Regions from separate parts of the Homo sapiens genome. Here region 1 is linked to region 2. Evidence: chromatin contacts called from ENCODE Hi-C data. All regions are on one chromosome and are shown on one strand. Each heading gives the region's core, a stretch centred on a gene start or an enhancer-like site at or near the end of the contact. The rest is flanking DNA. Distances are from core to core; before and after follow the strand shown.

Region 1 (6,150 bases), core at 2,625-5,124, 2.0 Mb before region 2:
AAGACATTCATTATAGTCGTGAGGATTGTTATGAGCAAAATTGAAAGTAAAACAAGGCAGATTCATAAACTGATTTCTCTGTGCTTCTTTTCTGTACTTCCATAACATTCTGTACTTATAGGGTTTTTAAGGTCTAATTCCTTCACTCCTCCTTGAAAGCAAGAAATGTGTCATTCATGGCTGGGACTGTATTCAGTACCTGACATTATCCCTCATACACAGTATGCATTTAAACATGATGCTGAATGAATAGAGGAATAAACAGATCTCCATGGAGCTCAGGTTCGGCTGCAGGATTAATCAGAGATGGACACTTAGTGTGACATTGTCACTGATATATGTTATCAGCAGGATGTATTTTTTTTCTCCTATGAAGTAGTTCTTATTTGAGTCACAACTGGAGGATGGTTTTAGATCCTTGGCAACATAGGGCAGCAGCTTGATTCCTTTCTGGCCTAGAACCTTAAATAATAAAGTATTTTCAAAAGGAAATTAAAATGCATTGGAAAGATATAACTTTATAACTTCTATAACTCATTATTAATAGATTCCAGAACAGATCTCTGAACAATTCTTCACAGTAGCACAAGAACCTGTTATAAGCAAATGCAATCAACCCTCCAACACTTTCTGGAAATAACTTTAGTTTGTATGAGAATTATTGTTTTAAAATTACTTTTTGCTCTCTATAGCTTCACTATTTATCTTGAACATTCTGGATGAAAATTGTAGCCTTACTTTTCACACAGCTAAAAATTTAAGTTATCTAGAATATACTTTAAAAAGCATTATGGATGCCGGGCACTGTGGCTCATGCCTGTAATCCCAGCACTTTGGGAGGCCAAGGAGGGTGGATCATTTGAGGTCAGGAGTTAGAGACCAGCCTGACCAACATGGTGAAACCCCGTCTCTACTAAAATACAAAAAAATTAGCCAGGCATGGTCGTGGGCACCTGTAATCTCAGCTACTTGGGAGACTGAGGCAGGAGAATCACTTGAACCCAGGAGGCGGAGGTTGCAGTGAGCTGAGATCACGCCACTGCACCCCAGCCTGGGCAACAGAGAGAGTGAGACTCCCTCAACAACAACAACAAAAAAAAGTGTATGGATAATGGAGATACAGTCTTCTCTCTCCATCTCCTCACATCCTTGTAATCATGAAAATGTAGCTTTCTTTCTTCTCTTGTTTCCATTCTTTTTATTATCCAATCAGTATTCCATATTAGCACATTGAAAGCTCCACATTGTTTTTACAGTTGCATAGTATTCCACTTGTGAATATACCATTATTATTTAACCAGTTATCTGTATATAAGTGGTTCTCAATTAGAGAGTCTGGGAGGTTTTGTCCCTGACTGGGGTCATTTGGCATTGTCTACAATCATTTTGGTCTGGGAGTAAAGTGCTGCTCACATCTAGTAGGTAGAGGCCAGAGATGCTACTAAATATGCTACAATGCACAGAACAGTCCCATAACAAAGAATTATCTGGTCTAAAATGTCAATTAGTGCTGAGATTGGAAAATTCTGCTATGGATGGACATTTGGGCTATTTCCAATCTTCATGGCTATACAAGCAATGCCTCAATAAATGACCTTGTAAATTTGTCATTTTGTATAAATGCAAACATATTTTTAGAATGAATTGCCAGAAGTGATAGTGCTGGGTTGAAGAATACGTGCAATTGAAATGCCTTCTAAATCACCCCCAAAGGGATGTGGATTCTGCACTTCCAACAGTAGTTTATTTATTTCTACAATCTCTTGAACAAAGTGTATTGCTACGCTTTTGTTTTTTCGTAATCTGAGAAGTGCAGGATGTTATTTCAGTTACCCTTAATTTGCAACTGCCTTATGATAATGTCTTTTCATATGGTGAAGGGCCATTTGAATTTCTTTCTTTCTTTCTTTTCTTCTTTTTTTTGAGATGGAGTTTCACTCTTGTTGCCCAGGCTGGAGTGCAATGGCACGATCTCAGCTCACCGCAACCTCGCCTCCTGGGTTCAAGTGATTCTCATTCCTCAACCTCCCAAGTAACTGGGATTACAGGTGCCCACCACCACACCGGCTAATTTTGTATTTTAAGAGATGGGGTTTCTCCACGTTGGCAAGGCTGGTCTCAAACTCCTGACCTTAGGTGATCCATCCGCCTCGGCCTCCCAAAGTGCTGGGATTACAGTCGTGAGCCACTGCGCCCAGCGTGAATTTCGTTTTCTATTGCCTTAGGGTGAGACGAAGACAGTTGTCTGAACACCGGGTGGGGTTTTCAGAGAGTCTGTGACTATAGCCAGGGTTTAAACAGAGTAAAGGAATCTGCGCTTTTATCAAGGCACCTGAAGATACAAAACTCAAGAAATCTAGTCCAAGCCAATGTATTAGAAAGAGAAGAATCAAATGGCAGGGAGACGGGACAAGCTCCAGGTTCAAAAGGCCAGAAGAGGGTTGGAGCCAGAGTAAAGGAGCCTAGAGTCCAGAATCTGCCAGCGGAGTCAGGTTGGAATAAAAATATATTGGAGCAAAAGCTAATTGTGTGAAATGACTAACATAGCAGCAGCTGGCTTAGAAGGAATAATGGCTAGGTAGACACACTGGCTGAACAGCTTCCTTTCTCCTCACAGAATTTTGTTATTTCTTCTATTATAGTATTTAACTTGTATTGCAATTGTCATGCACAGTGCCTGGCATGAAATTAACCCTTTTTTTTTTTTGAGACAGAGTCCCTCTCTCTCGCCCAGGCTGGAGTGCAGTGGCGTGATCTCAGCTCACTGCAAGTTCCGCCTCCCGGGTTCACGCCATTCTCCCGCCTCAGCCTCCGGAGTAGCTGGGACTACAGGCGCCCGCCACCACACCCGGCTAATTTTTTATTTTTATTTTTTTATTTTTAGTAGAGACAGGGTTTCACCATGTTAACCAGGATGGTCTCGATCTCCTGACCTCGTGATCCGCCCGCCTCCGCCTCCCAAAGTGCTGGGATTACAGGCGTGAGGTCCCGCACCCGGCCCTTATTCTTTATCTTCTTATCCCTTATCTGACACTAATCTTGAAGTTCTGCCTTAGCCCTCCTCTAAGAATCTCTATTTGCACTATAAGTAATTGGTTTTTTTTTCTCTACGTAACATTCTCCATCACCATCTCCAAATATACTAATTAACTGTGACAGTTAAGGTGTTTATATTCTTCTAATTGAAATTAGTAAATATACTTGGCTGATGATCAGTGCAGGATATGCAGTTTTATTTGTGTGTCTTAATGACCAAAGACTTAGGGTATGAGGAAAGTCCTACTCTTGTAAAAACAAAACAAAACAAAAACAACCCATGTTACTGTTACCAGTAGAGGCTCTTGACTGCAAGCTGCCCAGGTTCTTCGCATTTTGAAGAATTGGGCAAAACGCACAGCAAAGCAAGGAAACAATGAAGCCATGAAAGCAGAGATTTATTGAAAGTGAAAATACACTCCACGGTGTGGAAGCCCTCCCAACAGCGGCTCAAAGGCTCTGGATACAGAACCTTCTTGGGTCCAAATACCCGCTAGAGGTTTCCCATTGGCCACTTGGTGTTCACCACATGTAAATGAAGTGGTGGTCCACAATTAGTCTGATTGCTTGCAGACAGCAAGCAATCAGAGGCTGAAGTCAAGTTACAAAGGTCACACTCCTATGCAAACATATGGTTGGTTGTGGAAAGCAAACAATCAGAGGCTAAAGTGAAGTTATAAAGTTGCACTTCTATGCAAATGTAGCCTTGGCTCATAATCATAATCACTGAAGTGAAGTTACAATGTTATATTCCTATGGAAAGGTCTGATTGGTTGCAAAAAGTAACCACTCAGAGGTAGTTTCAGTTTCCCATCTGCTGTGTAGAAAAGGTTGGGGTTTGCAAAGGGAGTAGCTTCTGGTCCTTTTGTTACGTAGGTGCAGAAAGTTGGGGTTTTTCTTTCGATTTAGTTCTAGGAAGTCAGGGTGAATCAGCCTTAGGTTCCTTGCCTCCAGACCCTATTCTGCCTCATTACGATATTCCTTTCACGTTCTTTGGGACTATTCGGTGTTTCACATGAGATTGGCTCTCATGCCTGGTGAAATACTCAAATTCAGTTATACAGATAACCTTGTCTTGAAAAGTTCTAGAAAGCACTACTGAAACTTTAGTCTCCAGCTTTATTTCTTCTGGACTACTTGATACAAACTGTCTCTCTCTCTTTTTTTTTTCTGAGACAGGTTCTTGCTTTGTCATCCAGGCTGGAGTGCAGTGGCTCAAACATGGCTCACTGCAGCCTCCGCCTCCAGGGTTCAAGCGATCCTCTCACCTCAGCCCCACAGGTAGCTGGGACTACAGGTGCGTGCCAGCATGCCTAGCTATTTTTTTGTATTTTTTTAAAGATGGGGTCTTGCTATGTTGCCCAGGCCGATCTTGAACTCCTGAGCTCAAGCAATCTTCCCATCTCGGCCTCCCGAAGTGCTGGGATTACAAGTATGAGCCACCACACAGAACCAGTATGATCTCTTTTCATGGTACTTAAAAAATTATATTACTAGCCTTTGTTCAACAAGCTTGTATAAGTGTAATGACCTATTTTATAAATTATTTTTATTGTATTTTAAATTAGATGTTTATTGATGACTTAGCAAGAAATACATTACTCTCAACACTAAAAGCCTATTAACATTAAATTATAAAATTTAGTATTTCCAGAATATTTCTTGCAGACACCAATCCCATCAATGTTTCAACTCAATTTAATAGGCATCTTGTGAAGAACTGGTATAGAAAATCAGAGTTTTGCTCAATGCCTAATTATCATAAATTGAAGCATTTATTGTCTTCTATGTTCTTAGTACCATATTTAGTTATAGGACAATTCATAGTCCTATATGGTGCTATGGTATAGCAATAGGCTATACCATATAGCCTAAGTGTGTAGTAGGCTCTACCATGTAGGTTTGTGTAAGTGCACTCTATGATGTTCACACAAGGACAAAATCACCAAACAATGCTTTTTTCAGACTGTACCCTGTCGTTAAGCAACATATGACTGTGTTTTATATGGGAATATGGACACCAAAATGTTATTCTCTATGTGTATTATGAGTAATTTTTATTTTTTGTTTTATACTTTTTATATTTTTTCAGAAATAACATCAATACTTTGTAATCAGAAAAATATATTTTAGGGATAAGTATTGGCTTGTACAATTTTTTTTTTGCTTTTGTGAAAATACAGAGGAAAAACTAATGTTATATTATAACGAAAATGGTATATGTTAACAAAGGAATCCTTTTACAGAAACTCCTTAGAAATAAAAGGAAAATCAAGGCCAAAGCAAAAGTCATGTCATGACTTTAAAGAACTTTGCCCCCTAGGATACAAAATCTATTAATTTTAACGGTGGGGCTACTGTTTGTAAGAGTACCAAACATTCTGAATAGATAGAAGCCTCCAGCTGTAAACTGATGGACTTTTGTGGTCTCAAAGCAGTTGAGGGTTTCTACCCTTAAAATACCATTTCTCATGTTACAGCAATTGAGAGTGTGCAAAATGTATAGAACAGATTGTGTTTCACTCTATTTGCGTGGCTTGTTGAAGTTAGATTAATACTGTGGGAATCCTTACTCCATTCATAACTCTGAATATGTACTTATGGTATTTATATATCTAGAATTTAAGTAATCACTCTTGCCCACCATCTGTACACGGATAATTTTTACCCTGGGAGCTATTGGTTCCAATGTATTGTTTTGACATTATACGCTATAGTTGATTCAAACAGAAGTGAATACCACAACAGTTGGCACTCTAAAATAAAATCCAGACCAATAACTTTCACAATTTTGTGGAATCTAATATGCCTATTACCCACACTGAGTCCACTACAGAATTAAAGTGAAAACTTGGAAAAGTAAGAATGAGATCTATATAAAAATTATCATCCCTCACTTGACAAAAAATTCTCATTGAAATCAATTGAGACTACAGGGTTCAATCTAGGAAAGTTGTATAGACCTAGAGTTCCCCAAATTTCTCAACTATGTCTGTTGACTGATATTTATGGCTTCCCTTTTCATTTATATTCTTTTTCTTTTCAAACACAGTGTAGTATAACTTGTTTAATTTTTTTAAAGTCTGAAGACTCAAAAACAAAACTAAACAATTT
Region 2 (6,277 bases), core at 7-2,506:
GCTGTCCCTCATCTGACTAATTCTGGGTCATCTTTCAAGTTTCAGTTTAGCATCATTTCTTCCAGGAAGCTGTCTGTTTTTTAAGACCTGATAAAGTAGTGCCCTTCCTGAAGACTGCCATAGCAATTTGTACTTCTTACACAATTATTACAAGATTATAGCATTTATCTCATTGTGGCAAATACTCATTTTGATTTATTTTCTGTTAGTTTTTTTGTATTCTCTATTTCATTTACTGCTGTATCTTTGCATCTCTCACAGGACTTAGCACGGAGTCAGCACTCCGTGGCAAGTAATGTTAGTCAGTTTTGTTATTTCCAGAGGTTAGTTTAGTGTTTGGTCTTTCTAACAGCTCAAAACAGATTAAGTGAATAAAGTAATGCGTTATACTTGAACATAAACTTAGTACATTTACTCATACTATACATGTTCTATCTGGATGCAATCTCCTGCCATACCCAAATGTTTACATTGTGTCTGTGTGTGTCTGTCTGTCCCTGTCAAATATGTGTATTTAAAATTGTAAGCACCTACAGAGTTGGTGGATTTAGATTGTATTACCTGACAGGTCAGTGTGTTGCTCACACTCTGCCACCGCGTGTGTATTGTTCTACAGCCCGTAGATCATTGTTTTTATCCTCTTGGACTTTGTATATTTATAAATGTGACAATTCATTTTGCCTCATTTGTCATGTAGCATTCGTGTTTCCTAAACTAAATACGCAATACCTAGATTAATAATGCACAACAGCCATACGGGGAAACTGCATGTTTGCATCAAAAGGCTTCTACGTTCTCTGTTCACTAATTGTTTGAAAAATATACGCTACAGAGAGTCTTAATTATAGACAAGTGTAAATTACTTGTCATAAAAAAAACCTCTGGGCCGCGTCAGCAAACCAGCCCCTACCCTGGCTGGACTGCCCGGTTCCGGCAAGGCAGAGAAACTACAAATCTCTGCATGCAACACTCCAAGAAGTGCTAAGGGTACCAGGGAAGAGCGTCGCGGTGCACTCTGGGGTTTGTAGTGACCAACCCAAGTCCGACAGTCGCCTCCTCGATACTTACCGGACCCAGCCACTACCAAGATACTGAGAGACTCCCGGGGCGTAACGTCCATGGAACGAAGCACTACCCATATTCGCAGGATTAGGAAAACCGCCACAGCTCCTGCGGCCGCAGCTAGAACGAGAACGCACACCATGCAGAGAAACGGCGCATGCGTCCAACTTCCGGGGACCAGCCGCTGTCAAAGTTCACAACTACGGGTGCCGAAGCGACTCAAACGCGGAGGACGCACGTCTTGGTGGGCTGGTCTTTCCTGAGCTGGGAGGAGTGGAGGCGACGGAGAAGCTGAGGTCCCAGTCACAATCCATTTTACCTCATTTATCATGTAGTATTCGTGTTTCCTAAACTAAATACGCAATACCTAGATTAATAATGCACAACAGCCATACAGGGAAACTGCATATTAGCGTTAAAAGGTTTCTACGTTCTGTACGTTCACGTTTGTCAGCGGAACCCCTGCTTCTGCGCGGATTGTGCGCAGCTGCAGCCAAGCGTAAGCTGAAAATTGTAAAGTTAAGCGCTGGGGAAGCTTGATTTACGCCCACGACGAGGTCAGGCAGTCTCTGCGCCCTAAAGGTCCCGAAACTCCCCAGTTAGGAGGTGTTCTGGCTCTGTCAACTTCGTGAATGCCACCTGAAGCTAAGGGAATACATCCTTTCTTTCTTTCTTTTTTTTTTTTTAATGCCAAGAGAAATGTTTCTGTTGCACACAGACATTACTGAAAGTGTTCGCCAGTAAGGACCCTAGGCTTAAACATCGAATTTAGGGCCCTCATCCAAACCCCCTGTCTCCCAACATGTATGTTTTTAACTTTTCTCGAGGTTTTCACAGCTCTCAGTGTGACCAGAGTAGTTGAGGGTGACCACCTAAAGGTAAGCCACACTCCTAAGAGGATTGCAAAGCTCAGTGGCTCTAGGTAGCAGGATAGACAAGGCACAGTCCTACAATTAATATTCAGTTAATTTTATCACAAAGCATTTCCAGTGTGTTTCTCATGTCCTCAGCCAAAATGATGATCTGCCAACACCCCCTTCAATCTCAATTTTGCTTATGTCTAATTAATTAATTGTTAATAAATTAATTATGTCTAATTAATCCACATTACGACAACATAAAATACTAAGATCAGGAGCCCCTTCACCCCAAATATAATTTGCCTTCGGTCCACCATAGACCTACCTGTAGGTTATATTGAACAGGTATACAGATGAGTAAAAAGGTTCAGAAAGGTGCAACTGCTTGCCCAAGTGGAATAGCGTCAGATCTAGAATCAGAAACCAGAAATCTGAGTCCTGCTGGACAGGAGTACTGCATCCTGTATTCCTTTGCTAAATTCAAACTTGCCTGATCACCACACTTACCTGGAGCCTAGAATGTGTTATTAAAGGTGCAGACTCCCAGGGTCCATTAGGAAACACTGAATCAGAATTTCCGGGGATCGGGCACCTGGGATTAGCTTATGTAACCAGCGTGTCCATTCCTATCAGCAAGCAAGTTTGGGAGACTTTGTGAGTAGAGTCCGTGGACCTTACAACACTTTCCAAATTGTCTTCCATCAAATCTTCTTTCTTTTCTTTTCTTTTCTTTTTTTTTTTTTTTGAGACAGAGTCTCACTCTGTCGCTTGGCTGGAGTGCAGTGGCACAATCTTGGCTCACTGCAACCCCCACCTCCCAGGTTCAAGCGATTCTCCTGCCTCAGCCTCCCAAGTAGCTGGGACTACAGGCATGCACCACCATGCCTGGCTATTTTTTTTTTTTTTTTTTTTAGTAGAGACAGAGTTTCACCATGTTGGCCAGGCTGGTCTCGAACTCCTAACCTCAGGTGATCTGCCCGCCTCTACCTCCCAAAGTGCTGGGATTACAGGCATGAGCCACTGCGCCCGGCTCCATCAAATCTTCTTAACTATACATTCTCGCAGTAAGACCTTAAAGTGGATATTAGTTCCCTTTTTACAGACAAAGAAGTAGATTCCATAAAAGTTAAATAATTTGCCTAAGTCTACTTAGCTAGTAAGGGTGGAGAAAGTTCATAGTTGTGGACTTAGAAGTCAGTGTCTCTCAAATTTTAATGGAATCAGAATTCTCTGGGCTTACAAATGCGTAGTTGGAAGTCCAGAGGTAGGGTCTTTGGTGTAGTAAGAAAAACAGCTCAAGGATAATACAAGGAGTATCATTTACTTGTATATGCCCACTCTGCCATTCCTAATAATGTCTTCAACCTGAAACAGTCTTACCTGATACTTAAGACACTAGTGGTCCCAGAATGGGATGTGTGGATGGTTACATCCAACAGGGCAATCTCCATAGCCAAAAAAGAGGTTATCTTGTCGGGTCTTTTTTGCCCCTCCCCCCCAGTCTTGCTCTGTGGCACGGTCTCGGCTCACTGCAACCTCCACCTCTGGGATTCAAGCAATTCGCCTGGCTTAGCCTCCCAAGTAACTGGGACTACAGGTATGCGCCACCACACCCAGCTAATTTTTGTATTTTTAGTAGAGACGGGGTTTCACCATGTTGGTCAGGTTGGTCTTGAACCTGACCTCATGATCCGCCCACCTCAGCCTCCCAAAGTGCTGGGATTATACGGGTGAGCCATGACGCCCGGCCTGCTTTATTTTTTATTTTTTTAAAGGCAAGGAAACTTATTCTAGAACCCCTCACAGCAGACTTTCTTTCACTCCTTTTGGCCATACTTATATCACTTTCCCAGGCATAAAAGGAAAGCGACTTCAAAGCTGGTGGAGGTGGGAGGAGGATGATCTACAACTCACCTGTAATACATGGCTGTTGGATGGAGGGTGGGTACTGAACAAAATAGGCATTCTCTCAGTGAGGAGGAAGCTGCAGGGAGGGTTGTTGGGTAGGCAAACAATAGCATCTAGATTGCTGTGATGATGATGTGTCTGAAACAGCTTTGTAAACTGACACATGCAATGAAAATGTCAGGCATATGATAATTACTTAGCTCCAGGCCCCAAGCTCTATATTAAGGTAGATTTAATACTTGGAGGACACCCTTGCATTTCCCATTACTTCATCCCCTCACTATTATAATTACCTATATCTGTAGGAAATATTAGTTTGACCACACTTGGCATGTAGCTGGAATGAATGGAAGCAATCAAACATTGGGGGCTTGCAAGGAAATGCAGAGAATCAAAGAGGGTGGGGTACCAGACATTGTTTGGACTTATTGGTTGAATTATTCTGAATTAAGGTGATCATAAAACTCTTTAGTTTTCCTGCCAAGAAAGTTGAGAACTGCAGGGAGCAGCTAGGTAGCAGGCAGGGACAGGAACATAGCTGAGAATTCCTGCCAAAAATGTCACCTGGGTAAGCCAAGTCCTGGGCTGTGACAGACACAGAATGTATAGATAATCAAGAAGTCAAGAAGCTGTAGTGGGCCAGGCATGGTGGCTCATGCCTGTAATCTCAGCAATCTAGGAGGCCAAGGCAGGAGGATCACTTGAACCTCAGAGTTTGAGACCAGCCAAGGCAACAGAGTGAGACCCTATCTCTGTAAAAAATTAACCAGGCATGATGGTGGTGTGTACCTGTAGTCCCAGCTACTCAGGAGGCTGGGGTGGGAGGTTTGCTTAAACCCAAGAGATCAAGGCTGCAGTGAGCCATATTTGCACTACTGCACTCCAGCCTGGGTGACAGAGACCCTGTCTCAAAAAAAAAAAAAAAAAAAAAAAAAAAAAAAAGGCCAGGTGCGGTGGCTCATGCCTGTAATCTCAGCACTTTGGGAGGCTGAGGAGGGTGGATCAGCTGAGATCGGGAGTTTCAGACCAGCCTGACCAACATGGAGAAACCCCGTCTCTACTAAAAATACAAAATTAGCAGGGCATGGTGTCACATGCCTGTAATCCCAGCTACTCAGGAGGCTGAGGCAGGAGAATTGCTTGAACCCGGGAGGGGGAGGTTGCAGTGAGCTGAGATCGTGCCATTGCACTCCAGCCTGGGCAACAAGATCGAAACTCTGTCTCAAAAAAAAAAAAAAAAAGCTATAGTGGATTAATCAGGAAAGTTAAGACTGAGTGAGAAGAAGCAACAATTAAAATTTCTCTTGGGAAGATGAGTTGCGCTGACAGTACATTTAACAGATTCATGGAAGTAAATTATAGTGCTGCAAAAAGCATGAAAACTATGTTAATAGTTGACAAAATGAATAACGATATGTGGTCTATAACCAGTCATAAGTAAAGCATGTCTGGGAGGTGATTTTTTTTTTTTTTTTTCTGAGACAGGGTCTCACTCTGTCACCCAGGTTGGCATGCAGTGATGCGCTCTCAGCTCACTGCAGCCTCAACCTCCCTGGGCTCGGGAGATGCTCTCACCTCAGTGTCCCAAGTAACTGGGACTACAGGTGTATGCCACCATGCATGGCTAATTTTTGTATTTTTTGTAGAGTCAGGGTTTTACCACATTGCCCAGGCTGGTCTCAAACTCCTGAACTCAGGCAATCCACCCGCTTCAGCTTCCCAAAGTGCTGGGAGTACAGGTGTGAGCCACGTAGCTCAGCCTGGGAGGTGATTTTTATTCTCTTCTTTTTTTTTTTTTTTTGAGACAGAGTCTCACTCTATCGCCCAGGCTAGAGTGCAATGGCGCGATCTCAGCTCACTGCAACCTCCGTCTCCAGGGTTCAAGCCATTCTCCTCGCTCAGCCTCCTTAGTAGCTGGGATTATAGGCGCCTGCCACCACATCCGGCTAATTTTTCGTATTTTTAGTAGAGACGGGGTTTCACTATGTTGGCCAGGCTGGGCTCGAACTCCTGACCTCATGATCTGCCCGCCTCGGCCTCCCAAAGTGCTGGGATTACAGGCATGAGCCACCACACCTGGACAATTTTTATTCTCCTCTTAAATCTATTTCCCAAAGTTTCTACAGCAAATATTACTCATGCACATTTTTAAAGTTATTTTAGAAGTTCAGATAATTTTGTACTTTTCTGTAGGATTGTACATGTTAATTTATTCAACATATTTAATAAGCATCTGCTATGTGCCAGACACTGTTTTAGGTGCAGGGGATGTCATATAAATAAGACAGTGGTCCAGGCAAAAACTTTGGACTAGGGAGATAACAGTGGAGGGAGAAGAGGTCAGATTTGATATACATTTTATGGGTAGAGTCAATAAAACTTGTTAAGGGATTAGATATTGGGGATTAAAAAACAAGGAGGAATCCAGATGACTCCTAGATTTTTTG

What was found. Hi-C counts contacts between places; a loop is a spot of excess contacts on that map. Pooled maps may share reads with other maps.
Region 1: a loop to region 2 is called in a pooled map, with 11 times the contacts of the local background. The contact joins the enhancer-like site here to the promoter of ALG14 in region 2. A Hi-C loop is called at or near these places in 3 of 50 pooled maps.

What each region holds. Positions count from the first base shown.
Region 1 is chr1:93,038,742-93,044,891 of GRCh38, forward strand. No RefSeq gene overlaps it. Among named protein-coding and RNA genes, the nearest start is that of MTF2, 37 kb to the right of the region's middle. RefSeq lists an enhancer at 3,752-4,011. Within about 2 kb of position 3,875, at least 6 of the 41 ENCODE cell types and tissues checked have a DNase peak (open chromatin) inside an H3K27ac peak, as active enhancers do.
Region 2 is chr1:95,071,695-95,077,971 of GRCh38, forward strand. ALG14 (ALG14 UDP-N-acetylglucosaminyltransferase subunit) reads right to left here and starts at 1,257. Exons shown (of 4, transcript NM_144988.4): 1 at 1,069-1,257. The coding sequence starts at 1,204. RefSeq lists enhancers at 699-778, 1,019-1,378.